Regions from separate parts of the Homo sapiens genome. Here all the other regions are linked to region 3. A link is a loop called in an ENCODE intact Hi-C map of the cell type or tissue named here. Cell type or tissue: ascending aorta. All regions are shown on one strand.

Region 1 (8,000 bases), 570 kb after region 3:
ATCTTGGCTTGCTGCAACCTCTGCCTCCCAGGTTCAAACAATTCTCCTGCCTCAGCCTCCCCAGTAGCTAGGACTACAGGCGCGTGCCAGCACGCCTGGCTAATTTTTTGTATTTTTAGTAGAGACGGGGTTTCACCGTGTTAGCCAGGATGGTCTCCATCTCCTGACCTCGTGATCCACCCACTTCGGCCTCCCAAAGTGCTGGGATTACAGGTGTGAGGCACCGCACCTGGCCGAGAAGAGGTTTTTTTAAAGGCCTTTTGATATCCGATAATGGTTTAATGTGATTCCCACAGGAAGCCACTGAAGAACACATTATTCTTAGATGCACAAAGACTCTTTTTTGTGGGAAATCCATTTAGCCACTTATTAGTTAAATTGATTTCCCACAAACAAGAGTGTTCTGAACTTAAAACATGAAAGCCGAAATTGGTTTTTTTTCTTCTTTTTTTTTTTTTTTAGTTGGAGTTTTGCTCTTGCCGCCCAGGCTGGAGTGCAGTGGCGCGATCTCGGCTCACTGCAACCTCTGCCTCCCGGGTTCAAGCGATTCTCCTGCCTCAGCCTCCCGAGTAGCTGGGATTACAGGCACGCGCCACACCAGGCTAATTTTTTTTTTGTATTCTTAGTAGAGATGGGGTTTCACCATGTTTGTCAGGCTGGTCTTGAACTCCTGACCTCAGGTGACCCGCCCACCTCGGCCTTCCAAAGTGCTGGGATTACAGGCGTGAGCCACCGGGCCTGGCTCTTTTTTTTTTTTTTTTTTTTTGAGACGGAGTTTTGCTCCTGTTGCCAAGGCTGGAATGCAATGGTGCAATCTCGGCTCACCGCAACCTCTGCCTCCCGGGTTCAAGCAATTCTCCTGCCTCAGCCTCCCGAGTAGCTGGGATTACAGGCGTGCACCATCACGCCCAGCTAATTTTTGTATTTTTAGTAGAGATGGGGTTTCTCCATGTTGGTCAGGCTGGTCTTGAACTCCCGACATCAGGTGATATGCCCACCTTGGCCTCCTGAAGTACTGGGATTACAGGCATGAGCCACCGTGCCCGGCCTTCTGTTTTCTTTAGAAGAAAACAAAAGCTCCATCAACAGAGGGGTGAGAAGCAAAGTGGGTAATATCTGACTATTATGTAATATTATCTTTGGTAGAAAGTCAAGAGACTTGGAATAAAACTGTTTTTTGGAGTTCTGAAATTTTTGTCTTATTTTATCTCTGAAAAATTTTTTTTTTGAAAATAATCAAAGAGGAGATGTTCACAAAACCTGTCAAGATGCCAAAACACCACTAATGGATCTTTAGGTCTTGGCTTACTTCATCCATTTGTTCACAGATATTTATTAAGCACCTGCCATTTGTCCTGCTGAACAAATCAAGCATGTTCCCCGCAGCCATTGTGTACAGCTAAGCAGGTGAATGGCACCCACTGGAGTTGCGTAGTGCACAACTTCCACTACTGCTGGTGGTTCTTGTCCTCATGGAGATTAAATTTAGTAACTTCTAGGAAGTCTTTCTCGAATCTCTATCCTCTTGCTCAGACTGGAAAAAGTGCTCTTATTATGTTTTCTTTTCTCTTTTCTCTTTTTTTTTTTTTGACACAGGGCCTCACTCTGTCACTTAGGCTGGAGTGCGGTGGCACGATCACAGTTCACTGCAGTCCCCACCTCCCAAGCTTAGGTGATCCTCCTACTGCAGCCTCCCAAGTAGTTGGGGCCACAGGTATGCACCACCACGACAGGCAAGCTAATTTTTTTGTATTTTTTGTAGAGACTGGGTTTTGCCGTGTTGCCCAGGCTGGCCTTGAACTCCTGACCTCAAGTGATCTGCCCGTCTCCTGCCTCAGCCTCCTGAGTAGCTGGGATTACAGGAATGCACCACCACGCCCGGTTAATTTTTGTATTTTTAGTAGAGACGGGGTTTCTCCATGTTGGTCAGGCTGGTCTTGAACTCCTGACCTCAAGTGATCCGCCTGCCTTGGCCTCCCAAAGTGCTGGAATTACAGGCGTGAGCCACGGTGCCTGGCCTCTCCTCACCTGCTTTAATTCTTTACTCAAATGTCACCTTTTTACTTTGAGGTTTACTTTTACCTTTGGAGGTTTGGAGTAGAGGAGGGATACTATCTGTCTAAAAAGAAAAACAACATTTAGAAATATAACAGTATGGGCCGGGCATGGTGGCTCAGGCCTGTAATCCCAGGACTGTGGGAGGCCAAGATGGGCGGATCACTTGAGGTCAGGAGTTCGAGACCAGCCTGGCTAACATGGTGAAACCCCGCCCCCCACCCGTCTCTACTAAAAATACAAAAATTTTCCCAGGGTGGTGGCGGGTGCCTGTAATAACAGCTACTTGGGGGGCTGAGGCAGGAGAATCACTTCAGCCTGGGAGGAGGAGGCTGCAGTGAGCCGAGATTGCGCCACTGCATTCCAGCCTGGGCGACAGAGTCAGACTCTGTCTCAAAAAAAAAAAAGAACGGTATGAGCAAAGAGTGAGTAAGGCAGTTATCAGATGTCTACTTTGCCAGGAATCAGGCTACAGCAAATAAAGGTTTATACATAATATTGATAATAAATGCCCAGCTCTTCCCCTGTAAAACTCCAATACTCTAAGATTTTTTTCATGAACACCGCCCCCCGCTGCTCCGACCCCTGCTTTTTTATTTATTTATTTATTTATTTGGTAGAGATGAGGTCTCACTATGTTGACCAGGCTGGTCTCGAACTCCCAGCTCAAGCGATCCTCCTGCTTCTGCTTCCTAAAGTGCTGGGATTACACCGCGCTCGGTCCTGAACACACATTTTGTTTGTTTGTTTGTTTGTTTACAAAACCCCTGGAGAACCCGCGTATTCTAACCTGGGCTGGTTTTTGTATTTTTGCAAAATAACACCCCACACATTCTCGTATCAGCGTGCAGATTTTTTTGCACCCAGTTTGGTTGTTTGCGGCCATAAGCTTTTCTTTAAGCCTTTCCAACCCGTCCTTCTAGAGAAAGTGTCTTCATAAGGAAGTCACACTGCTCACGCCTGTAATCCCAACACTTTGGGAGGCCGAGGCGGGTGGATCACTAGGTCCGGAGATCGAGACCATCCTGGAAAACACAGTGAAACCCCGTCTCTACTAAAAATACAAAAAATTAGCCGGGCGTAGTGGTGGGTGCCTGTAGTCCCAGCTACTCCGAAGGCTGAGGCAGGAGAATGGCGTGAACCCGGGAGGCGGAATTTGCAGTGGGCCGAGATCGCGCCACTGCACTCCAGCCTGGGCGACAGAGTGAGACTCCGTCTCAAAAAAAAAAAAAAAATAAATAAATAAAAAATAAATAAAAGGAAGTGACACTGGATAATTAAGAGACACACCATTGCGCCTTTAACACATATTCACACCCAGCACTGTCACATCCATCGTGCCTTGAGGACAGGCATAAATTTACGGCCTTCCTCCTGCGCTCCCGGCCTGCTCCTAGCCTTTGACTAGAGCCTGCGCAGCATCCCAGTCCCAGGCTAGGGCCCACCGGTGCCGCGCAGCCTCCTGGAAGCTGTGGGGAGTAGCGTTCCTCCGCTCCAGAACTACAACTCCCAGCAGGCCTTGCTCCTCTCCACCTCCCTCGCAGCGCATGGCCTGCCGGGAGGGGGCAGGTAGCCGGCGGGCCCGGTCCAATGGGTGCCGGCTTCCGAGGAGAGGGCGGAGGAGAGGAGGAAGGAGGCGAACTGTGGGCCCCGGCCCCATTCATTGCCGTGGCCGGCGGGCACTGGGGCCCCGTGTTTTCAGAGTCATGGAGGCGCTAATTCCTGTCATAAACAAGCTCCAGGACGTCTTCAACACGGTGGGCGCCGACATCATCCAGCTGCCTCAAATCGTCGTAGTGGGAACGCAGGTGAGAGCAGCAGGCGGCGTTCGCTCGGGCCAGACCCCGGCCGCAGGCCTGGTCGGTGCTGCGGCAGTGCCCACTCCCGCGCCAGCGCCCACTCCCGCGCCAGCCTTTGGGGCCTGTGGGAGGAGGGCCTTGCTGGGGGCCCCAGGGCTCTCCGGGCTCTGCCGCACCCGCCCTCCCGGGGCAGCGTTGCATCAAGGCGGAGAATCCGGGGCCCGGCCAGGGGCGGAGCCGGCGCGGCGGGCCTGGCTAGCCCGGCGGGTCCCGGGGACAGGAGAGGGAAGGATGGGGCCGGCGGGCGGAACTGGAGTCCGCTGGGACCGGGCGCGGCCTCGTCCGCGTGCCGCTGCCTCCAAGGGCACCTGGGGGACGCGCGGGGCACTCGGGTCTCGCTGGGCTCGGTGGGCTGGCTGTTCCCATCACTGTTGGCTTTCGTGAGACGGGTGTTTTATTTCCCTCCTTGCCTTGCCCAGGGACTGCGGAGTTAGTTTTGGAATCGCTCTGTTGAGGCTGAGAGACGCTACGGTGCGTGAGCGCCAGTGTTTTCCTGCAGTATAATTCCACCAGGTTTCGAGAACGCCGAAGCAGCATTTTAAAAAAAGAAAAACAAAACGTGTATCTAGAGTTCTGCGGGTGTTGGGAAGGAATATCCGATTTTTCTGCGTAGGCTGTGCTTTTTGTCTTCCACAGTTTTGTGATCGTGACCTAAATTGGGCATCAGTTTCTCTGGTCTTCTCATAGCTAACTCATTTTTTTTTGAATGCAGAAATGTTGGCAAAATAACTGTTATTTCTAGAGTGACAGAGGAGAAGTATAATTTTCCTTTTCTCTGCTACTTCGATTAGAGTTCAGAGAAACGGATTTTAGAAATTAGTATATTGATATTAAGTGCTTTCATTTCTTAATAGTATCTTTTCTATTGAGAAGGAGCGGTTTCCCCATCATTTTCCAGGAGGTACATAGTATAGGGTATAAGTGCTATCAGAAGGAACTTACTGTTCAAAGTATTAGTGGCTATCCAAACACTGGAAACTATAGACACCCTGTACTCGTTTGTTTGTTTGTTTGTTTTTTTGGCTTTTAAATAGTTGAAGCAATAGAAATTGTTTTAGAAACACATTTCCTTGGTCTGCGATAGGATTGGGAAAGATTCTGCTCAATCTTGCCTACGTATTCTAGTATTTGTAACAATATTTGTAATGTTTGGAGACTCAGAAGCATCAAACAAATTACGAGGATTATTTTTTATTGAACATAATTTTGTTCAGTCTGGGACATATAGTAAGTGCTCTGTAAATATTTTGAGTAAATATTGCTCACTCTAACCACAATGTTTTAAAACACTGGGACTTTTATCATCAAAACTAACCTGTTTTTGTAAAAAGTTAGAGATAATATAAATTAAGTCTTTGATAGTAAGTGATTCAGAAGTGTCTTCTAGCTGCACACTAGAAACTTTCCACATACTTTTAAAAGAGAGTCTCAGTGCTTTTTAAGCATGAGGAAGTAAAAGAATTAGGGATATAGTGTGTCAGCATAAATAGTTTAAAATCAATAAGTTGTTTTTTTCTTTTTACACAAAATAGAGTTTATTTTGGTCAGTAAACCTGTTGGCAAAATACAGAGTGGCAGGAGAGAAAAGTAAAGATCCCATCCTTCTGAAAGCCATTAACATGTGCAAAAACCATCCTAGTACTGACAGTTATATGCTATATTTGCATGTTGGTGTTTGAAATTTCTCAAGAGGTCAGTTTTTCTACTTGATTTAATGAGGGTTATTTCCATCTAAGTTCTTATTAGCTGATAATCAGTCTTTTACTCAAGTACAGAAGAAATACAGAATAGAAATTATCCGAGGTAGGCAGATCACTTGATTCCAGGAGTTCAAGACCAGCCTGGGCAACGTGGGGAAACTCCATCTTTACGAAAAATACGAAAATTAGCTGGGCATGGTGGTGCGAACCTGTAGTCCCAGCTACTCTGCAGGCTGAGGTGGGAGGATCACCTGAGCCTGGGAGGTTGAGGCTGTGGTGCGTGCAGGAGTGCATGTCACTGCACCCCAGCAGAAAGAGAGAGAATAGAAACTATTTTCTCCCCACACCGCCCCCCCCGCCCCTATTTTCTCCCCACACCGCCCCCCCGCCCCCGCCTTTTTTGTAGTGTGTTGGGGAAACAAGAATCTCTTCTTGGTTTGAATACTAGTATACCATTACTTTGTGATGTCTGCCATTTTTACTCTTTGGTGTTGTGTAACATATATGTATACCTCACATTTATATTTAATGAAGTAATTGTAGTGAGTGAGTTCCAGACATATAAGTGTTCTGTACTTAGTTCTGCCTAGTATACCTATCGGCAGTAATTGTGTCTTCAGAATACAGGTATAAATTAGCCAGGTGCTATGGTGTGTAGTGTGTGCCGGTAGTCCCAGCTACTTGGGAAGATTGCCTGAGTCCAGGAGTTTGAGGCTGCAGTGAGCTATGATTCTGCGATGGCACTCCAGCCTGGGCGACAGAGTGAGACCCTGATTCTTCCAAAAAAAAATTAAAAAACAACTTCAAGTGTAGTCTCTATCCTACATATTATCCATACCTTAAATGGCTTCAGTTTCTATCTTGTTGAACTTTTTGGAACAGTGATTCTCAGACTTGAGTGTGTATTAAGAATCACTTTGGTTTTTTTTTTTTGAGACCGAGTTTCGCTCTTGTTGCCCAGGCTAGAGTGCAGTGCCATGATCTTGGTTCACTGCAACCTCTGCCTCCCGGCTTCAAGTGATTCTCCTGCCTCAGCCTCCCACATAGCTGGGATTACAGGCATGCACCACCACGCCCGGCTAATTTTGTATTTTTAGTAGAGACAGAGTTTCTCCATGTTGGTCAGGCTGGTATCCAACTCCCGACCTCAGGTGATCCACCCGTCTCGGCCTCCCAAAGTGCTGGGATTACAGGTGTGAACCACCCCGCCTGGCCTAAGAATCACTTTGAAACTAAGTTTCCTGGATCCTGTCTCCAGAGATTTTGATTTTATAAGCCTGGGTTGGGTGAGGGACCATAGGTGATTCTGATACAGATGGTTCCTAGATCCTAATTTGAAAAACATATTAGTGAATCATTGGATTTTAAAATGCATGATACTGGAAAAAGCAGGAAAATTAGGGGAGGTTGAATCTATGGCATACTACCATCCAGTACCATGCTGACTTTGGTGGCATTCTTGCTTTAATATATCACTTCCCAGGCAACCATTGCTGACCCCTAAATGTTTTAAACTTTGGTTTTATGAAATGCCCAAGTAACACTCATTTGGGGGCTAGGGACTTGGAGGAGTGGAGGTGAGGGAATCCTGTTTACAGCTATCAGTCATTCACATGTTTTATGTGTTAGCTAAATAAATTGCTTTTATTTTTTCTAGTAGAGACCATCTGTGTGAAATGAACAGACACAGTGGGGAGAGAGAGAAGGCTGATGATACTTTTAGACCATGGTGTAACTTTGCAAGTAGAGGAGATAAGACTTAAAACAACTTTTGTGACTCAACTTGGGAAATTTAATCCTATTTCTTAAATTAAGAATTGGAAAGGGGAGCCCTCCAGGTATGTAATCTAAACTACCACCCAATATAGGTATCCGAATACAGATGACATTAACCTGAGACTCTGGCTTAGTGTTCCTAGTAATGTACTTTACACTTTTCCTTTTATTTCAGTGATTTCAGCATTCTATCTTCAGTAATTCAGACAAATGTAAAAGGAAAAACAATTTGGATTTTTTATTTTTATTTTTTTAGGGTCTGGCTCTTTCACCCAGGCTGGAGTGCAGTGGCATAATCCATAGCTCACTGTAACCTCAAATTCCTGGGCTCAAGCAGTCCTCTTGCCTCAGCCTCCTGAGTAGCTGGGACTACAGGCACGCATCTGGCTAATTTTTTTTTTTAAATTTAAAATCGCTGCCTTACTATGTTGCCAAGGCTGGTCTCAAACTCCTGGGCTCAAATGATCCTCTTGCCTTGGCCTCCCAAAGTGCTAGGAGTATAGGTGTGAGCCACTGCACCTAGCCTAAAAATAATTTGGATTTTATTTTATTTTATTATTTATTTTTTTAGAGATGGAGTCTTGCTCTGTTGTCCAGGCTGGAGTGCAGT
Region 2 (8,000 bases), 1.9 Mb after region 3:
AGAGAAGCCAGGGGACAAAGCAGCATGAGTGATCAGAAAAGCAAGGGAAATGTAGAGGACAGCAGTATTCTCAAACTTTCAGGTCCATCAGGTCCACTTGGTAATCTAAGGGAATCATAATTGATTACAAAATGAATGTTAAAACACGTATTACTTGGCTCCCTCTGCTATCAGATTTGTTTTCCGGTAGGTCTAAGGCAAGACTTGATTATTTGCACTTCTAACAGGTTCCCAGGTGATACTAATGCTGTGGTACTTTAGGAACCACTGTTATAAAAAAATATTTAGGAAGTTTTGCTTTGGGTTGTATGGTATATCTTTCTAAATGACCAAGTGTATTAGTCCTTTTTCACACTGCTATAAAGAACTGCTGAAGACTGGGTAATTTATAAAGGAAAGAGGTTTAACTGACTCACAGTTCAGCATGGCTGGGGAGGCCTAGGAAACTTACAATCATGGCGGAAGGCGAAGGGGAAGCAAGGCACCTTCTTTACAAGATGGCAGGAAGGAGAATGAATGCAGGAGGAACTATCAAACACTTACAATACCATCAGATGAGAACGCACTCAGTATCATGACAACAGCACCGGGGAAACTGCCCCAAGGATTCAATTACCTCCATCTGGTCTCTCTGTTGACACATGGGGATCATGGAGATTATGGGGATTATAATTCAAGGTGAGATTTTGGGTGGGGACATAGCCAAACCATATCACCAACCATTCTCTTTGTCTGATACTACAGAATTTACCTGGCCTGAGACTTTCAAGGGTAAAACTGGAAAGTCTGCCACAAACCAGAAAGATTTGTTCTATGAAAGTTATCAGAATCAAAATGGGGCCACTTGCATAAAAACCCTGAAAAATGGAGCTAAGGAAGACCAGAAAGGGAGGGTTTATATGCGTGTATGCCTGACAACAGGAACTACGACAAAAGACTGCACAAACCACAACTTTGCACAAAGGCCACCACAATCTCACAAAAAATTACTTCTGTGAGGACATTTGCCCAGCAACTGCCTGTCCAACCTCAAACTGGTGCCACCCTTTCTACCAGTCCTTGTAACCAAGGATAATTGTCTCAAAGCAATTTATGTAACCCTCTTCATTTTTCTTTTAAAATCCCTTGTCTTCTTTTACCTCCCTATGTTCATTGTATTCTAACTGTAATGCTCAATCCCAAATAAATATTATTGTTTTTTAGAAGGGTCTCTCCGTGTGTGTGTTACTTAGGTTTAACCAGTCCCCTATACAATGTCTTCAAGACATTTTCAGTAGAGCTAAAATACTTGCTAATGCTTTTGTACTAAAATGTGTGTGTTTTTTTTAATTGATTCATTAATTTTAAAATATAGATTTTAAATTGATATGTTAAGATTGACCTCAAGGGTATAGTTGCATTTTAGAGCTTATCATCTGTGATTTTTGGCCCAGGGTGCAGTACTCTGCTGTAGCTAGAACGAATTGTCACCTAGAAAGGAGTAAACCGTCACTCTGATTAGCAAGTGGCCAATGTTTTCATTCAGCAACAAGTGAAAAGGGGTGCAATAAGAGGCAGGGTGTTTCTTGGACTAATACTTCAAAGTTATTACAGTTACAGCCTTTGGGGAAATTCACTGTTCAGATATGGCTGTTTCAAACAGTTAAGTATATGCAATGTTATGCGAGTTCATCAAATTAGGAATGTCTTAATTGATCAAAGTAAGCTAGGTTATACAGGAGAAATAAAGTCAAAATCTTAATGGCTTATAAACAAAAAAGATTTATTTCTTGCTAAAACAACCTATCCTTAGAACCCCAACAGAAATTGCCCATTTTTCTGCCATAACTTACTTATCATAATTCAAGTAGCACAAATAAATAGTTGATGTGCAATGACAATGGGATTGCTCATCCTAATGACTCTTTTTCACAAACATCTATGGAAAATGGCAGTTGGAATTCTGAATGGAAAATGTAAGTTGAAATTAATGCTGATCTAGTTTTAAATGATAGGTCTAATAATATGTAATCTATTTCATTAAAACCCCAGAGGTAGCTATTTTAATAGGTCTTGATTTAGGAGCAGAGCTTTGGAAAGCATTTCAAGATTATCAAAGATGTTGTAATCTAAGAGTAGAAAAGTGACAACAGCTTCATCGATTTGCAGATAGTAAAAATAACTAACAAACGAGTGAAGTACTCTACAAAGAACTCTACTGGGCCCATGGAGCTTCTTAGCATTCTCAGGTAATATGTTTTACATCAATCGTTTCCAAATATGAAGATTATTATTCAGTGATTTGAGATGGCTCTCTACAATCTAGTTTTTCACAATGTTCCCCCAGCAGATTTTGATGTAATTAGTCTGTAACATGAACATTTTTTTAAAAGATGAAACTTGTATTTCAACTTGGTGTATGGAAACAGAGGAGAGTGGAATGTAAATGTAAAGTTATTGGGACTAGTGAAACATTCAGTTCAGTATACATTGTAGATTATTTTAACCTATAAGGCTATGAAGTTATTTTATTACTCTTGGTCTGATTTTCTAATTCCTACACTTGGTTCTGACACTAATTTTTTATGTAATTTTAGGTAAATCATTCATTTTTTTAAAACCAACTTCTTTTATAACATGAAGTCAAGTAGATTATTAATAAAGATCCCTACCCATTCTAGAACCCCATATTTCCTTGAAACTTTCCATTTTATGTAAAGGGATGTGTGCAGCATGTATAGGAGTCAAATGTTTAACATAAACTATTGGTGGCAATTGTTATGAAGAAAAATGGAGAGCATAAATGTCTAGTCTTGTTCTACTCCCTTTAAAAACGACCCACTATTTCTAGGGTGGGTCAGTAAGCTGCAGAGTATATATAACACGATTTAGCAGGTCAACAGGTCAGGAGCTAATTACTTGTAGATCACATCAACCTCTTGAAGACTGAATCATCTGGAGATGTGTTACAAGTGACTTAAACAGATAAGTACAGCATGGACTCAACAATAAAATGGGAGATAATGGTTAAAACAAAGCTAAGCATCACATCAGAGTAGGATCCTCACATGACTTTATTCCAGTAATGTAAATGTTCCCATCCCAGCCCTCATTCACCACTACTTCCTCTTATCATTGAGGAAACAGGCAGAGACAGAATGGAAAGGCAGTCAGCTTAATTTAAGAAACTTTCTTAAGTTTAGAAATACTGAATTAGTTTTAACCCAGAAAAAGAGCTCAATTGAGAACTCTGAGGTTTGCAACCTTAAATCCCGCCTAAATTCTGATATATTCCTGCCAAAGGCAACCTGATTGAGGTTACCTGAGAAATAGTTTTTCTACAAAACATGGCCAACCATGCTCAAGACAAAATTACAACACATAATTTATCTTCGGCATTCTTCAAATTATTTACCTCATCTCCTGCCCCCAGCACCTAATCCCAGAATACAGGAATTTGATGATGTCTACACAGCCTATAAAAGTCCACAAATTTAAGTGCCTACTGTGTGAAAGCCATTTTGGGGACTACAAACATAAAGGATGTATAATGCCACCCACTAAGATGTTCACGCTTATGATTTAGTAGGAAAAACAGAAGGCTGCCTTACAGATATTAACAACCAAATTTACAGGCACACCTAAAACATCCCGAATTCTAAAATATATATGTATTTTCCAAATCCTACAGGGTAATATGACTATGAAAGTGCACTAGGAATGTCAATTTAACTAAATCCTCTGAGAGCATCCACATTTTGAAAGAGTTCTCTTTTAACCTAAACAAACAAACGAACAAACACTCCTCTCACTGAAGTTCATTCGGCATTGACGGGTCTCTGGTTCTTCAAGTTTTCATCTAAAACTCTCAGTCTTTGCTATCACAACCAACGCACCCTTCCTACACTCCAAAGTTGATGGAATGAAATGTCTTGGAATTGAGGGTTTAATTAATTCGGATCACTGGAGAGAAATAACAGAAATAACGGGGGAAAAAATGTGTCCATTTTAGGGCTTGGAATTGGAAACGTGGGGAAACGTCGCCACCTTCTGGTAAGTGATGGAAGTGAGCAGGAAAAAAGATCCAAGCTAAGAAGCGGCTTTTTTTTTTTTTTTTTTTTTTTTTTTTTTCTAAGCAGCAAGCCACGCACCTCCCGCGCTGGCGAAATCCGAGACCCGCCCCTTCCGGAAGTTTTGACACTTTGTGCGCCCCGGGCAATGCGATTGAGAGGGTAATCATCCGGTCCGTTATCTAAACCCGTCACTCCGGGAAACAGCGACCCGATCTTTCCGGATCCGCGCTCTCCCAGCATCCTTTGCCTTCCGGTATGTGGCCCCGTCTGGCTAGTCCCGCCTAGCGCGCCCATTTCGAGCCCAAGTTTCCAGCTCGGGTTTCCAGGCTCAGAATTTTCCAGGAGTAGGTTCTTGGGCAGTGGCTGTGGGAGCTGGAATGGCGCAGCTGGAAGGTTACTATTTCTCGGCCGCCTTGAGCTGTACCTTTTTAGTATCCTGCCTCCTCTTCTCCGCCTTCAGCCGGGCGTTGCGAGAGCCCTACATGGACGAGATCTTCCACCTGCCTCAGGCGCAGCGCTACTGTGAGGGCCATTTCTCCCTTTCCCAGGTGGGGTCCCCAACCTGTCCCCACCCCAGGAGAGGCCTGAGAGGTCCCAGCGTCCCCACGTCCTCCCATCCTTAGACTTCACTCGTCCTGTTCCACCCCCTCAAGCCTCAGAACATGAAAGAAACTGGGTATAGTCTTTTGTTCCTGTCTCTGAGATCTGTGAAATATTTATTAAATGAATGAATAAACAGCAGATCTGTCCTCCAGGAAGGAGTGATCTGGGAGAATACTCAACGGGGAACTGAGCCCTCCTCTTGGCAGCTGACGATATCGATCCCACTTTGTCTTTCCTTGTTTTAGGATTAAAGGCATTCGGGTGCTCCTTGGAAATACCAGAAAACTTTCCTTTAGCTCACCTGTCAAGCACCTCACTGTGCATTTTAGGGGTGGGATAGGGTGGACTGGAGGGATCTTCAGCTACCAAAAAGTGACAATTTATAATCACAAATTCCTTCCCTGGGTATTTTTAGTGAACTGTTAACTGGATAAACTGGCAACCAGTCAAGTCACATCATTTTTGAGTATATATTTGACTGTGCAAGTATGTACATATAAATATCAAAATAAGCATCCCCTGCTTCTCTGGTGACACAATATAGGGTACTGGCTAGAAATATAAAGTCTGTTTTAGAGAAAGATCTGATCTTAAATCTTGGTGCTGTGATTTACTAGTTTTGTGATCTTGGAGATGTTCTGAGTTTCAGAAATTCAGGTTACTCATCTGCAAAATGACAATAATCTTTACTATAGGGCATATTGTAACGTTAATACAGAGGGTTTGGCAACAATTTCTGTCTCAGTTTATGTTAGCTGTCATCATGGAGCCTGTGGTCCAAATGTTTTCCTAAACTTAAGAGTCCCAAACAATGTTTCCATGCTTTTAAAAACTGGAACATTTGCAGTTTATTTATCAAAATAAAGGCTTTTAAAGAACATTTCTTGGAAAATAGAAATAGATTTTAAGTTGTTGTTGTTTATTGGTTGCTGCTACCTGAACCATCACTAAGCTGGTCCGGGGGCAAAAAATAAGAAAAACGAATCCTGTTCTGCCAAGGACTTACTTAATCTTGTCATAGAATAACTTCTCAAAATTTCTGATTGTTGCTGGAGATGAGACTTGGGCTTGACATATTTGTGCCTGTCTTGTTCCTATTACCTCTTGCTTTTACTTCATTTTCTTTCATTTTAAAGTGGGATCCCATGATTACTACATTACCTGGCTTGTACCTGGTGTCAATTGGAGTGATCAAACCTGCCATTTGGATCTTTGGATGGTCTGAACATGTTGTCTGCTCCATTGGGATGCTCAGATTTGTTAATCTTCTCTTCAGTGTTGGCAACTTCTATTTACTATATTTGCTTTTCTGCAAGGTACAACCCAGAAACAAGGTATGTTTCAAAATACTTAATTACAAGTTTATGTGTAGTCAGGTCCACAATTACAATGAATTAGTTTTATGAGATTTGGTGAAAAATGTCTTTAACACTTTGTAACTTTGTATTTTTGTATATTATGTAAAGGTAAATTTAAATCCTCCATCTCCATTTTAGAATAAATTCGTATTTAAATACTTGAATAACTTATTTGTAAAATCTGAAGTAAATATTTGTTAAGTGAGTCAAACCAGTTCAATAAATACTTACTGAACTTATTCCATGTGCTAGGGACTGGGACTACAGAGATAAATGAGGCAGTCTTTTTCTTGTAAAACGTATATATTCATTAGGGAAAACAGACTTTACCTGAGGACTTTTGATGTGATAACAGTGCAGGCCCTGGAGGTAGATTGCCTGGGTTAGAATTCTCTCCCTGCCACTTAACCAGTTTTGTTACCATGGACAGGTTAACCCTTAGTGGCTCCATGTCTTCATGTATTAAATAAGAATAACAATAGAATCTGCCTTATAGAACTGTTATAAAGGAACAAAGAAACTTAATAAATGGAAGATGCTTCGAACAGTGCCAGAGATATAGTAAGGGTTCAGTAAATATTAACTCTAATAATTATTTTTAACCTTAAGAGATGATTTCAGTAGTGTCAGTTATGATAGAGTGGTAAACATAAGATGCTATGAGGATACAGAGAAGGAGCAGGGGAACACTTACTGCTTTTCTGGGAGGGAGGGGAGTATGTGGCATTTGGTAAGTCCTCACAGAGAAGATGGTACCAGAGCTGAGTCTTGATGAACGGATAGGGCTGTGTAGGGTGGGGAATTAATCCTGGGGAGACAAACAACATAAGAAAAGGAAGAAAGGCATTGAACAACGAGTTGCAGGGAATTGGTCTTGGAATTACAGGATTAAAAAGTAGAGGGATGTAAGGCTAGAGAAGTAGGTCATGAATGCCCTTATGTGTCACAGAGAGGACTTTGAACTTTAGCATGTAATGTAAAGACCTTAATTTTAATCAAGGAAATGGCATGGTCTGATTTGGTGATTTAGATTAAGTGGAGTATACAATTCAAGAACATAAGAACACTTTCAAATTCTGAAACAGCATGTCAGAAAGGCCAAAAGAAGATATATAACTTTAGACAGGCTCACTTTTCAGAAAAATACCTGTTATTTCATCATGAAAATTTCATCTTGAAAAAGTAAGTCTGGGTATGGTAGTATACCATATGCATGTTTATATTCTCCCTTGTGTAGAGTTATGAAGGATTTCCTTAAAGGAAAGTGGTTCATTATGGCTAAGTGAATCCTTACTGAAGGCACTAAAACATAAGCTCAGGGAAATGGAGCCAGCACCGTGTCCTATTTATCTCCATAGTCCACATAGAACTTAGTTAGTATCTTGCACTCAATAACTCCTTAACTAATCATTGCCTGATTCCAATTGTGTTAAGCTATAGAAGATTTGGCATACACATGGTCTCCAAACTGATAGGTATACATAAAAAGTACCAGGAAGTGTTCTTATAAATGTATATTGTGTTTTTGCAAAGCCAGAGATAAGATTAATATTGATTAATTTTATTTAAAGAAGGTTTGAGTAGTTGAGTAGTTTTTAAATAAATTTCTTCATTAGGTAAGCAGAAATAGCATTTTTTGTCATGAAAATAATTTTATCTGTGTTTCTTCTTCCTCCAAGGCTGCCTCAAGTATCCAGAGAGTCTTGTCAACATTAACACTAGCAGTATTTCCAACACTTTATTTTTTTAACTTCCTTTATTATACAGAAGCAGGATCTATGTTTTTTACTCTTTTTGCGTATTTGATGTGTCTTTATGGAAATCATAAAACTTCAGCCTTCCTTGGATTTTGTGGCTTCATGTTTCGGCAAACAAATATCATCTGGGCTGTCTTCTGTGCAGGAAATGTCATTGCACAAAAGTTAACGGAGGCTTGGAAAACTGAGCTACAAAAGAAGGAAGACAGACTTCCACCTATTAAAGGACC
Region 3 (8,000 bases):
TTGGGGACCACAGGCATGTATTACCATGCCCAGCTAGTATTTTTTAATTTTTTGTAGCCATGAGGTCTCGCTATGTTGCCCAGGCTGGTCTTGAACTGCTGGCCTCAAGTGACCCTTCTGCCTCAGCCTCCCAAAGTGCTAGGATTACCAGTATGAGCCACCACACCCAGCCTAGGAATGCTTTAAGAAATTATTTTCTATATACCTGTCATTGATATATATGCAATACATATGGCATATACGAAAAAAGAGGGAACTGTAACTATGCAGTACTGGAACAGCATGGTGTATAGGAAAATAAATTTGGCTGGGCATGGTGGCTCACATCTGTAATCCCAGAACTTTGGGAGGCCAGGGTGGGAGGATCACTTGATCCCAGGAGTTTGAGACCAGCCTGGGCAACATAGACAGACCCTGTCTCTACAAAAATTTAAAAAATTAGCTGAGTGTGGTGGTATTCATCTGTAGTTCCAGCTACTCAGGAGGCTGAGGTGGGAGGATCGCTTGAGTCCAGGAGGTTGAGGCTGCAGGGAGTCATGATCATGCCACTCCACTCCAGCCTAAGTGATGGAGACCCTGTCTCAGAAAAAAAGAGAAAAAAAACAAGAAAATAAGTTTATCTTCTTTACGTTAAATACCAACATTTAAGGATCAAAGTTCAACTAAGCAACATCTTAAAGTGTCAGAGTGTGCAAGACATGCCTGAAATCAGACAAAAGTGACAAGTGACAAAAGTGTATCAATCAGAAAAACGGGGCAGGATAGAGCATAGGGGCTGGACCACAATGGAAATTTAGCAAAAAGGAAAGTCACAGAGGCAAACTCTGTTCTTAGTTTGATCCAAAGGAGAGGGAGGCACAGGCAATCTAGTGCGAGTCTTATGATCCCTTTGGAAGGCCTATGCTTACAGTTTGTAGAGTGAGGAACAGCCAGAGGCTTCCTGGGAAGGCAGGTTAGCTACCTGCAATTGCAGGTTCCATCTCTTTTCAGCAGTTCATCATCATTCATCAACGTGTCAGAGGTCAGATGCCACGGGAGCACACAGGAGGGGCTTCCCACCTGGAGTGCGAGATAAGGAAAGATGGGTCGGATGTTGTAGTCATTATCATCCGCTTCTCTACAAGGCTGGAATTTATGGTGGCTGCACATTTGGAATGTTTTCTCCTTTTATTTATTTATTTTTAGATCAGACAATCACAAGAGAATATTCTTTTGTTTTATTTTTAGATCAGACAATCACATGAGAATATTCTGTTGTGATCGCTGGCGTTTAGAAGGAAACTTGTCTGGTTTGTGAAGCAATGGAAAACACATCCAGACAGCCTGCTAGTGGAAACTTTGGAAGGGCACTGTCATATGCTTTTTCTCCCACGCCATCAACAAGTGTCCTTTTTTTTTTTTTTTTTTGAGATGGAGTCTCTGTTGCCTAGGCTGGAGTATAGTGGTGCCATCTGTACCCTCCACCTCCTGGATTCAAGCAATTCTCCTGCCTCAGCCTCCCAAGTAGCTGGGATCACAGGCGTGCACCACCATACCTGGCTAATTTTTGTATTTTTAGTAGAGATGGGATTTCACCATGTGGGCCAGGCTAGTCTTGAACTCCGGACCTCAAATGATCCATCCACTTCTGCCTCCCAAAGTGCTGGGATTATAGGCGTGAGCCACTGTGCCCGGTCAACAATCATCTTTTTTTTTTTTTTTTTTTTTTTTACCAGGTACACAATGATGGGAGAGTTGAGTCCTGCTTTCTAACTTAGAAAACGCATGTGTGTTCATCACCTGGTCACTGAGAAACAGCTCTGGAATAGGTGCCATGCAGAAGAAGAGAGGGAACTGGAAAGACCCACTGATCTGTGGGTCTCACAGCCTCCCGTTACACAGAAATTGCTTCTTTTCTCTCATGTTGCGTTCTTCCTCTTGATTCTCGACCCTTCTCCACTCTTTCATTTACTCCACTCTTACTTTGCTTTCACCTCCTTTTGTAACCGTTCATCATCACTCTTCATATGGATTAATGTGATTATCTTAAAAGCATGTAATATGTAGTTGCTGGGTTTGTATGAGTAATGAGTGAACCTGAAGCCAACATAATGATCCCGTTTAGTGCTCCCGAGTTAAGATTCCAGAGTTGCCTGACTTTGGACAAATCACATCTCCCTTTGCCTTTCACCCCCTGTAAACTGAGGATAATGGCTCTTACCTCAAAGCATTGTTAGGATTGGAGAGAACGCATGTTACATACTTAGAAGAATGCTTGGTATGGGTCTCAAGAACTCTTAGCTCTTATTGTTTAAAAAATGCTTATTACAGGGCATCGTTGGTATCTTATATAGGGAATTTCAAGCAGTTTTCCTTTATTGAAGACACAGAGTAAGGTGCTTTGATGGAAACTATTGGGGCAAGATATACAGTACCTAGCTAGAGGTTTCCTGGGTGCATGTATTGTGGAGATATTTTTTTTCTGAGTGGATAGCGCTCTTGTGATACGCTGGGTGAGGGCGAGCAATATTTAGCGGACTGTCCTGTGAGGATAGTAAGGTTATCTGGTGAGAGTGTTAGGTGGCCCAGGCCAGACTTGGGAGAGGCAGGGAGAGAGGGGGACGACGGAGGAGGGCGCCTTGGGGTGCGTCTTGAAAGCTTTGGGAAACCCAGCGGTCTTTTGGGGGCAGGTGGCCCAAAAAGCCTTCTGCGCGCCCAGGGGACGAGGAGGATGCGCGGACCGCGACCGCGATAGTTTTGTTTGCTTTTCTCGGGAGAAAGCGTTCCAGGCAGTTTCCTGAGCTTCGGCCCTCGACGTAGCAAAAGAGCCCGGGCGCCCACGCCGCTCTCGGGGTCTTCTACTGCCACCGGGACAAAGCCCTGGGAGGAGCTCCCGCCCCCGCGAGCCGGACAGGGCGGAGGCTCCCCCGCCGCGCGCGCCCCACCGCTTCCCAGTCCCAGACCCGTCGCCTGCGCCTCCTCCTGGCGCGCCTCACGGTGCAGCGGGCGGCGGCCCGCGCGCCCGGCGGGAGGCGCCTCGGGATGTTTCCGTCTGGTCCTTCCCTCCGCCCCCCGCGCTGACTCCATCCGCTCCCCGCCCCCTGCTCGGAGCCGCCGCCACGCGGGAAGGGAGGGAGCCGGCCCCGAGACTGCATCATTCCGCACCGGCTGCTGCAGGGCCAGAGGGAGCAGGTGGAGCGAGAGAGCGAGCCGCGAGCCGGAGCGCGCCAGACCCAGGGCGAGACTGCAGTGACGCGGCCCGGGAGACATGGCGGACGGGCGTCTCTGAATAAGCAGAATCCGGAGCCCCTCGCTACCCGCGGCCGCCGCAGCCCGGGCCATGCCGCACGGCTGCTGACCGCACGCAGGGGCCGGCCCCGAGGACACATGCGGCGGCCTTTGCCGCCTCGCCCCTGACCCTCTGCCCTGTTCTCCATGTTGCATTTCTCGTCAGTTTCTCGGGCGGTGTAGCTGCCGCTGCCACCAGAGCCGGCGGGGCATCGCGCTGCTCATTCATCCGGCCGCACTTTCTTTTCCGTTTCCACCCATCCCTTCCCATTTCCTTCTCCCTTTCCCCGCCAGCTTCGCATCCATCTCCCCCACCCCGTAACCCCCTCCTGCCTCCATCCACCGGGGCTATGGCCGCAGAAGAGGTATTGCAGACGGTGGACCATTATAAGACTGAGATAGAGAGGCTAACCAAGGAGCTCACGGAGACCACCCACGAGAAGATCCAGGCTGCCGAGTACGGGCTGGTGGTGCTGGAGGAGAAGCTGACCCTCAAACAGCAGTATGATGAACTGGAGGCTGAGTACGACAGCCTCAAACAGGAGCTGGAGCAGCTCAAAGAGGTGAGTTGCCTGTCACCTCTCCCTTTCCTGGCCCTCACTCCCCCCACCCGCAAGGCCCACTCATCATGATCAAGAAGTCATAAAGGAGGTGATTGAAAGGACTGTTTTTTCTTCTAGGGCCCTTTGTTGGTAAGAGAAGATTGAAAGAGTCCATTGTTTCCTCCCCCAAGAGAAAAATTGCCTAAGAAATGAATATATAAGCTGGAATTTGGGAGGCAATGGCTGTTTGGCCTGCGGGGGAGGGAGATTAGTAAGAGTCATCAAGTCTCAGCACTCTAAGACGACATTCAAGTGGGTTGGAATGTATAAATCAAACTTCTCAAAACCGCTGTTATCTCAAACCCAGGTTTCAGCGACAATTTCGTAGTCCACAAAAGTGATGAGGTTTGTGCCTGAGGACCCACAATTTCAGGATTTAGACTGTGTGGCACCTCAGCTTTCCTCTGGATGTAACCACTCCTTGGTGAGAGAGGGAACTCCTCACCAATCCCATTTGACAAAGGCTAGGCAATCTTCATTCTGCTTGGCTTTAGTCATTCTTGTCATTGGGCTGCAGAAGAAAAACAACTTTGCTGGGTGATCCCACTGCCTTGATTTCACCTCGGAGCGAGGCTGGGCCATGTCCAAGTCTTATGAGGTCACCCTGACTAGAAAAAATTGAACTCACCTACAAATAGTCTGAAAGAGTGGTGTATATCAAATACGTGGGTAGTGTTGCATTTCAAATGAGGCTCTTCTGGTTGAAATGATATATTTATAAAACCAGAATATCAAAAATGGGTGATGTATAATGTCTCTTTAGTTTTTTGGTATTTGGCCTCTTTTAAAGCCTGTCGGATGTATGGGAGAAAACAATGAACGTGCTTTGATTTCCTATCAGTCACTCTTAAGAACATACATATTGTTTAAGTAACTCGGTCTTTTTTATCTGATTCTTGAGGCACTATGGGTAGCAAATAACCACTTACAAATTTAAATGTAATATACACTCCTTTTCTGTGTGTCAAGTCCTTATTTTTAGGTGCATATTGACATTTAAATGTTAATTATTGTTTGGCATATAATATCAAAAATCTATTATTTATTTTATGCTGTTACAGTTAAAAGATGTGATTTATGACATACTGAATCAACTTGCCTTCCAATTTAGTGTGTAATATGGTAAGCATTTATACTTTTAGATATGTCTTATTTTTATTTGGATGCCTGTCTACCAAAAAATAAATGTACTACCTATGATTAAAAATCCCAACTAGGAATCTAATTTTTGTGTGTCAGGCTGTAAATTTCTGGTTCCTATTTTACTTACCATGTACCTGTCTGGTCTTAACAACAGCTGGACTTGTTTATATTTTCCAACTTAGATTAGGCTGACATGTTTAAATGCAGTGATGCTAAACCTTGTGAAGTGAGGAAGCAGGATGATGACTGTCATTCTCAGAGATGTTTTGATATTGTCTATACCTATCAACACTGCTTTGCCAAGATAGGGAAGTGCAAACCAGAAAGTGGTAAGCCATCACCTTCTTGATAAAGGAGATGGACTTAATTTAATGAAATGTACCTCTTACTGACTTTGCTGCTTGATTTAAACAATCCTTCTAGGGATATTTCTGTCATTGCACTTACCTTGCATAGCAAACCTTAATGCAATTGTGTTTTGCCTTTGCTACACCATGAGCTTTGCATCCCAAGTCTTTAACACAAAAGCTAGCACACAGTGGGCATGAAATATTTTATGAAAGAATCAGTTTGTACTAGAAGAAGGCACACTTTTATCAAGGGTTCACTAGTCAATATTGATTAGTGTTAGATAAATACTAAGAAAATTAGGATGTATAGGAAGTGACAGATGTTAATAAAACTACCTGTATTAGTTTCACCAGCAGTAATGAGAAAAATGTGAAAAAAACGTTTTGTAGGAATAATGTAACTGTGGTTTCTTAATACAGAATAATGCAAATACCAACTAAAATTTTTTCTATAAATATTTTAATATATATTTTGTTCTATATAGCAGGAGGTTAATAAAAATTTACCAGCATTATTTTTACTAAACGATTCTTGTTCATATATTTATTTTCAGTTGCATTTAGCATAAGTGAAATTCGAGATTCCTAAAAAACTGGTTTATACAGTTATATAAAAATGTATTTTAGGTAATAAAATTATTATAGTTGATTATTTGATAGTGAGGCCTATTATTTTTATTCTTTAAACATAGAATATACTTTAGTTGGAAATATAACTTAAATGAGTTAAATTGATTTCAAGTAACATTTCTTGTATGAAAAGTAAATCCAAAATAATTGTGCAAACTGAGGTGTTCCAACACCTCAGTTTTGAAAAATATTTTGTGAGTGTTTTGATTTTTCAAAAGAAAGTTTTGCTCATCAGGTATGTATAGTAAATGATGTTGCATTATATCTATAAAGCCAAGCATAAAATAAATCTTTGCTTATTTCTAGGATTTTTGAACAAATATGATTTATTTAAAAATAATTGAACCAGTTTATGGGAATGTCAACAGAAAACTACTGTATTAAGTCCAAATTGGACATTAGTAATTTGCAGTATAGCAACATGGCTCAGTCTTTGCAGATCATTTTGTTTTCCAGAGTCAGTACCCACCAATGTTGCTACCTTCCTTCCCAGGCTAGGTACTGCTGTGACAATAATGCAAGTCGGCAGTGTTGCCTAAAGATGTGCAAAATCAAGAAGATGAAATTCATTAAATTTTTTTCCTAGTTATTTCTTCCCTCAACTCAATTGTTTTTTGACCTGGCCTGATGTTGTTTAGTGCTCTGCATGGACTACTGTAATTCAGCTCACAGAAGAACACACTTGAAAGAATAGTACTAAGGATTTGAAAAAAGGATGACTTCTGACATCATCAAAGTGTTCTCCTTTTCATGATTCTTTGGGCAGCTGGACAGAGCAGTATGTCCACTAGAATACTTGAGTCTGGTTTTGTGATTTCACAAGTAACACTTGCTCTTCAGTGACCTGAGTGAGGGTCACCCATGCCCAGTTATGTTCAGGGCCTGGCTGATTATATGTTTGGGATGTACGTAAATCAGCACTGTGCGCCTGTCACCCAGGCCAGAATAGTGTTTGAAGAAGAGTCATAGCTCCAAAATAACCTGAAAACTAAAAATATACATATATAAAAATACCTTGGATCTAAACTTAAGAGTTTTTTTTACACCGCATGTTCTCACTCATAGATGGGAATTGAACAATGAGAACACATGGACACAGGAAGGGGAACATCACACTCTGGGGACTGTTGTGGGGTGGGGGGAGGGGGGATGGATAGCATTAGGAGATATACCTAATGCTAAATGACGAGTTAATGGGTGCAGCACACCAGCATGGCACATGTATACATATGTAACTAATCTGCACGTTGTGCACATGTACCCTAAAACTTAAAGTATAATAATAAAAAAAAAGAGTTTTTTTTTAACTTAAAAATGGTTGAAATTTAAAATGTTGTAAAGTTGAAAAAGAGCCCCTTAGAAAGGAATGATTCAGCATTACTGATGGCATTTTAAAAAGGAAATGTATCTGTGAGACAGCTTTAGAAAAGTTTTGCAGCTTGGATACCGTAAACTATGCACTAATGAGCTTCAACCCATTTTCTTGCTTATTTTGTCAACCCTGACACCAAGGATAGTTACCAGCTGCTGAAGAAGCACTTTCTGGACATTGGGCAGCTTTTTCTTTTGGAGCCAACTCTATTCTTTTTCAGGGTTATAGTTAAATCATTCAACACAAAAATATGTACTTACACAGTTTTAGAGCTTGTCACATTGGTGACCTGATGAATGCCACTTAAATTACCTAGATTCATCTTTAAGCAGAATTGTTTTCCCTTCAGATGCTTAGAAAGATTGTTAGTTTCTTTTATATCTTTAAGTTCTAAATCACAAAATCATATGGCAAGAAAAACCCCAGATTTCTTTTCCAATCTATGAATAAACATAAAGAGACAGTTAATACTTAATTGATCTATCTGAACTATGATTTTTAACTTCTCTCATTGTTTTTATTTTTTTATTTTATTTTATTTTATTTTGAGATGGAGTCTCGCACTTTCACCCAGCCTGGAGTGCGGTGGTGTGATCTCGGCTCACTGCAAGCTCCACCTCCCGGGTTCACGCCATT

Evidence for each region. Hi-C counts contacts between places; a loop is a spot of excess contacts. Peaks named below come from ENCODE experiments on the same cell type or tissue, not always from the same donor. Only the 100,000 strongest peaks of a DNase experiment are listed, where the experiment ranks them.
Region 1: a loop joins it to region 3, with 5 times the contacts of the local background. A loop is called at or near these places in 8 of 110 quality-filtered maps.
Region 2: it touches region 3 in a loop (8-fold over the local background); 3 of 110 quality-filtered maps call a loop at or near these places.

The regions. Positions count from the first base shown.
Region 1 is chr12:32,675,603-32,683,602 of GRCh38, forward strand. DNM1L (dynamin 1 like) reads left to right here and starts at 3,699. Exons shown (of 20, transcript NM_012062.5): 1 at 3,699-3,863. The coding sequence starts at 3,762. RefSeq lists a silencer at 3,847-4,256. In ascending aorta, no CTCF peak of the experiment used is centred here; DNase peaks (open chromatin) are centred at 3,609 and 4,069; H3K4me3 peaks cover 2,275 bases; H3K27ac peaks cover 2,352 bases.
Region 2 is chr12:34,018,171-34,026,170 of GRCh38, forward strand. ALG10 (ALG10 alpha-1,2-glucosyltransferase) reads left to right here and starts at 4,326. Exons shown (of 3, transcript NM_032834.4): 1 at 4,326-4,600; 2 at 5,792-5,989; 3 at 7,693-8,000. The coding sequence starts at 4,430. RefSeq lists silencers at 4,083-4,232, 4,146-4,332. In ascending aorta, a CTCF peak has its summit at 4,021 (motif pointing left); a DNase peak (open chromatin) is centred at 4,211; H3K4me3 peaks cover 1,969 bases; H3K27ac peaks cover 1,243 bases.
Region 3 is chr12:32,103,715-32,111,714 of GRCh38, forward strand. It overlaps BICD1 (BICD cargo adaptor 1), which reads left to right and starts at 3,133. Exons shown (of 10, transcript NM_001714.4): 1 at 3,133-3,830. The coding sequence starts at 3,618. BICD1-AS1 (BICD1 antisense RNA 1) reads right to left here and starts at 3,748. Exons shown (of 3, transcript NR_185992.1): 1 at 3,680-3,748; 2 at 962-1,059; 3 at 403-576. RefSeq lists a silencer at 2,656-3,135 and enhancers at 3,496-3,575, 4,103-4,740. In ascending aorta, a CTCF peak has its summit at 3,033; DNase peaks (open chromatin) are centred at 3,097, 3,837, 4,057 and 4,412; H3K4me3 peaks cover 3,139 bases; H3K27ac peaks cover 3,030 bases.